Regions from separate parts of the Homo sapiens genome. Here region 2 is linked to region 1. A link is an interaction called in ENCODE POLR2A ChIA-PET data of the cell type or tissue named here. Cell type or tissue: A673. All regions are shown on one strand.

Region 1 (2,500 bases):
CACTTCCCAGCTCAAATCTTTCCAAAACATCAAGCATTCCTTTTTCCCCTGGAGCTATTAAGAAACACCCACATGCTCCAATCCTGGGAAAAGGAAGCCAGGAAACTAAAATAGCTGGACTGCGCTCCCGTTCCAACTAGACGACCAGACCAAAGCCCAGGAGGATCTCTCACACCTCCCTGAGACCCTGTCCCAGCCCAGGTAGCTGAGGTTAAACGGGTATTCCTAAGAGGGACATAAGCTGTGGGGACACTTCTGCTCACAAAGACCTGTGCATGACACTTGGGAAGAACCAGATGTCAGCTATGTGACAAGTGAAAGCTAGAAGATTCCTAGGACATGCCCTGCCCCATGTGCTTGGCAGACCTAACCCCAGTGCTAATGACAGCAAAGCCACAGTACTGTCCACAGCCCACCTGGGACAGTGTCTTCCTCCAGCCTGCTCCACCCAGGTCTGCAGATGCCCTAGGGGTGGTGGGAGAGTGGCATTTGTGCCCTACCCCTGCCTGTCTCAATACAGAATCCTCAAGCAGCTCCAGGCTTTAGCTGGAATCACAGCTCAATGGAAGACCACAGCCCAAGCAATAGCTGGAATCAGAGGAAGTGGTAGGGCTGGCCCACTGCACTGCATGCTGCTGGGGCAGAGGGTGGGGAATACATGGTGGCCTGGGACACAGCTGGGAAAGCAGCACCCACCCCCGCCATCCTCCTCCTGCCTGTGTTCCGTTGCTCCCTGAACTAGAGCCTGGCCCCAGAGGACCACCCCACGCCTGCATCAGTCCACAGCATCCCGGTCTATGGATAGCTACCAAGAGGGGTGTTCATGTATCACACCCCCCAGCCTCAATCTAGTGACTCCATTCGTTTTCTTCTGGTGATTCATGTCTCAGGGCCGTTGTCAGCGGAACTAACCCCGTAGTATAAGTGACAAAAATAGGCCCTTTCAGGAATTTCGGCTCCAATCCAAATGGAAACACAAGAACGGGGGGGGGGGGGGGGGCGGGGGCGCGGGCCTGCAAATCAACTAGGCACCAAAAGACCAAAGGGAAATAATGTTCCCCCACCCTGACCCACTCCCGTTAAGGCAGAGCTGCCTGTAACGGGCCATGGACATCAGGGCTGCCGGGATTCCTGGACCCAGGAGAGCAGCTGCTGAAGGAGCTACGCCCCCTCTGCCCCCCGCCCTGAGAGTGCAGAGTCCTGTGCGGGACAGGGCAGCAGAAGGCTGTATTTACTGGTGCCAGGGTGTGGGTTCCCATTTCGGGATCTGCCGTACGAAACCCTCGCAGCGGCCCCTCCTGAGAGGAGAAGCACCCTGCCGGCCCACGACAGAGCTCACTCAGTGCACACAGAAGGCAAAGGAAAGCCCCTGCTGGCCAGGATTGGGAAGACAAAAGGGAGCCAGGCAAAACCCAAGGTGGGGAGGGCGCCTGGGAAGAGGGGAAGGCCAGAGCCCAGATAGCTGCATGAGCGGCCAGGGCTGGACCGCCAGAGCCTGGGAGCCTGGGAGCCAGCGGCTCTGAGACTGTAAATCTCGCCCTCCTTCCCGCCAGGACAGCTGTTCCCAGGACTCTCAGATTACTTGTTGCACAATCTTTCCACTTTTTTTTAAAGTGGGGGAGTGAAAAAATAATAAAATCTCGGCAGCGGCAGGAGGGGTGTGGGGCACTCGTTCAGGAAACCAGGAGCATTCCCACTCCTCTCCCAAAGCAGAGGAGCCCAGAAGAGGGACGCAGAGGCCAAGGGCAAAGGCCATGATCACACACTGGAAATCAGGATGTGATGGCCACAGCCCTCTAAGGTGTCTTGTCTTGTGAGGGCTAAAGCAGCACACTGCCACGACCACGTCATGTCATTTTAGTTAATCAGGTCCCCTGACAATTTCAGCATCTGGGGTTTCCACTTGGTCACTCAGATCCTCAGATGAGAAGACTACAAAACCCCTGGTAGGAGAAGTCAACTAGAAAACAGGAGGTGCAAAAACCCAGAGGAAGGCAAGCTGGAGGCTTGGCTGGCATGGAAAGTGAAAAGTCAGCGGCCACCAGGAATGCTAATTGGATCCAAGAATACAGCCATTCACCCCAGTCACTCTGCTGCGAGTGGGGGCCCTAGCTTCGGGTGGCAAAGCCAGCCCTTCCTGGGCAGCCATGGGGTGCAGTGCCTCCTGCTGGCTGATGGATTACAAAAGCAGTGTGGGGAGAGTAACGGTTAGAGATGAAAGGGTGAAGGATGGCGACAGGGAAGGCCAGGAGGCCAGTGAGCTGCCCACGGCATTCTGCATGCAGTTGTGGTAGAGAATGTGGGCATCTGGAGTCCTGGAGGGTCCTTCAGCCCACTTCAAGGCAAGTCTCCTCACTCACCTGGGAAGCAGAGGGCACCAGGCTGTCCAAGGGAAGAGGAATACTGACAAGGCCCGAGGTGCCACCTACCCCCACCCCATCTGTGCACACACACCTCAGAGCAACATGGCTCTCCCCAGCTGCCGTGAAGGGTCCTCAAT
Region 2 (2,500 bases), 290 kb after region 1:
GAGAGCACGTGGTCTTTTTAAGGAGCTGAGAAAAGTTCTGTGGTGTGGCCGGGCATGGTGGCTTATGCCTGTAGTCCCAGCACTTTGGGAGGCTGAACTTGGAGGATCACTTGAGCTCAGGAGTTCAAGACCAGCCTGGGCAATATGGCGATACCCTGTCCATACACAAAATTAAAAAATTAGCCAGGCATGGTGGCGTATGCCTGTAGTCCCAGCTACTCGGGAGGCTGAGGTGGGAGGATCGCTTGAATCCAGGAATTGGAGGCAGCAGTGAGCTATGATCTCACCACACACCCCAGCCTGGGTGACAGAGTGAGACCCCATCTCAAAAAAACAAAAAACAAAAAGTTATGTGGTGTTAGTTCTGTGACGTCGAATAGGGGGTGGAAGACAGAGGTGTCTTGAGAGAGATTTGGACAAAGGCAAATGATTCAGGGCTTTGAAAATGGGCTGGTATGTGAGGGTGATGGGTGTGTGAGCAGGAAGGGGCGTGGTCAGATCTGATAGTCAGATGAGATTCTCCTGGGGCCATTCATGAGGGACACACTGGAGAGGGTGAGGCTGGAGGCTGGGAGCACAGGAGGTGTGATTCAGATGGCCTGAGCTGGCAGAAAATAAGGGGGTGGATTAGGGGAAGACTCAGGTGAAGAAGTCCATTCTGGATAGACAGCTCAACCTGGTCAAAGGTTCAGAGGTGATCCACAGCAGGCGATGAGAATAGGGTTATCTGGTGTATGTTGAAGGATGAGGTGGTGGGAGAGGCATACAGGGGCCAGATGGAATTGGGTTTCAATGCCAGGCTGAGCCTGAACTTTTTACAAGTGCAATGGGGAGCCATGGGAGGTGTCTGAGCAGGGGAGGCTCATGTTCAGATCAGTGTTTTATAAGGATTTTTTCTCGGGTAGGTGTGGAGGACGGACTGGGTGAATACAGTGGGAGGTTGGAGCCCAGTGAGGAGGACTAAGGAAGTCATAAGCAAAGGTCAAGGGTTGGAACTCTGTTTTGAGGCCAGGCACGATGGCTCGTGCTTGTAATCCCAGCACTTTGGGAGGCTGAGGTGGGTGGATCACTTGAGGTTAGGAGTTCGAGACCAGCCTGGCCAACATGGTGAAACTCTGTCTCTGCTAAAAATACAAACAAATTAGCCGGGCATGGTGGCGGACACCTGTAATCCCAGCTACTCAGGAGGCAGAGGCAGGAAAACTGCTTGAACCTGGGAGGCGGAGGTTGCAGTGAGTGGAGATCGCACCACTGCACTCCAGCCTGGATGACAGAGCAAGACTCCGTAAAAAAAAACAAAAAACCAAAAAACTCTGTTTTGAGTCACCATTTTCCCTTTGCCCTCCACAGCTGCCATCGCCCCCAAGGATGACCTCTTCTATGGCTTCCTAAAACCTTGGCTAGGTGAGTGCCCAGTGGGTAGGCTGGGGCTGGGGCTTTAGAGAAGAGAGGGAAGAGCATGGGGTTCCTTGGAAGGTTTCAGAGTAACAGGAGAGGTCCCTAACCTCAGTCTTCTGGGCCCAGGGGATGGGCTGCTGCTCAGCAAAGGTGACAAGTGGAGCCGGCACCGTCGCCTGCTGACACCCGCCTTCCACTTTGACATCCTGAAGCCTTACATGAAGATCTTCAACCAGAGCGCTGACATTATGCATGTGAGTCCTAAGGCTTTGAGGGAAGAGGGTGTCTTGGGAGTGAGGCTGGTCCAGGCTCCAACTCATGCATGGGCAAGCCATGTGATGTCAGGAGCCCTCACTGACTTTATCTATAAAATGAGCTTGTAGTGAAAACGCAGTCGGGTCCTTGTTAGGCTGACTCCCTCTCTGTGGTTTCCATGCACAGTCACCATGTATCTCTCTTCCAGGCTAAATGGCGGCATCTGGCAGAGGGCTCAGCGGTCTCCCTTGATATGTTTGAGCATATCAGCCTCATGACCCTGGACAGTCTTCAGAAATGTGTCTTCAGCTACAACAGCAACTGCCAAGAGTGAGTGTGACCCTTCTTGGGAAGATGGAGCCAGCTGCTCTAGGAGCAAGATGGTGGCAGGAGAAAGGGAACTCCCAGGCATTAGACAACTCTGGCCTATGGGAGCTCTGCCACGGATGGGCCATGTGCTTCCGGGAAACTGACCATCTCTCTGAGCTTCACTTTTTTTTTTAATCAAAAAAATGGGCATCATAATTCCTTCCCCATAGTCATTGTGTGAGAATTAAATGAGATAATGTGAATCAATGGCTTGGTATAAAGTAGGTGCTTAGTAAATGTTAGTATTTTTTCATTCCACTAGGAAGAGTATGTGGTCTTTGGACAGTGTCCTCCCCACTTTCTGAGGCTCAGTTTCCTTGTTTGTAAAAAAAGGATGACAATCTCTTACTTTCTGAGAGATGCTTTAAGGATAAAATGATGCAGCACTGCCCTGGCACATAGTTGATGCTCAGAGAATATTTGTTGAGTAAATGAATCAAATAACCAATGCCTTGCTTCATTAATTCATTCATTCATC

The links. ChIA-PET counts read pairs that join two places held together with the same protein. Peaks named below come from ENCODE experiments on the same cell type or tissue, not always from the same donor. Only the 100,000 strongest peaks of a DNase experiment are listed, where the experiment ranks them.
Region 2: POLR2A ChIA-PET joins it to region 1 with 11 read pairs; 2 of 35 experiments call an interaction of 5 or more read pairs at or near these places.

What each region holds. Positions count from the first base shown.
Region 1 is chr19:15,250,456-15,252,955 of GRCh38, forward strand. All of the region lies in intron 11 of BRD4 (bromodomain containing 4), which reads right to left. Among named protein-coding and RNA genes, the nearest start is that of EPHX3, 19 kb to the left of the region's middle. RefSeq lists an enhancer at 89-960. In A673, CTCF peaks have their summits at 1,371 and 2,184 (motif pointing left); DNase peaks (open chromatin) are centred at 1,446 and 2,116; H3K27ac peaks cover 2,288 bases.
Region 2 is chr19:15,536,011-15,538,510 of GRCh38, forward strand. It overlaps CYP4F22 (cytochrome P450 family 4 subfamily F member 22), which reads left to right. Exons shown (of 14, transcript NM_173483.4): 5 at 1,351-1,404; 6 at 1,525-1,652; 7 at 1,862-1,983. Among named protein-coding and RNA genes, the nearest start is that of CYP4F22, 29 kb to the left of the region's middle. In A673, no CTCF peak of the experiment used is centred here; no DNase peak of the experiment used is centred here.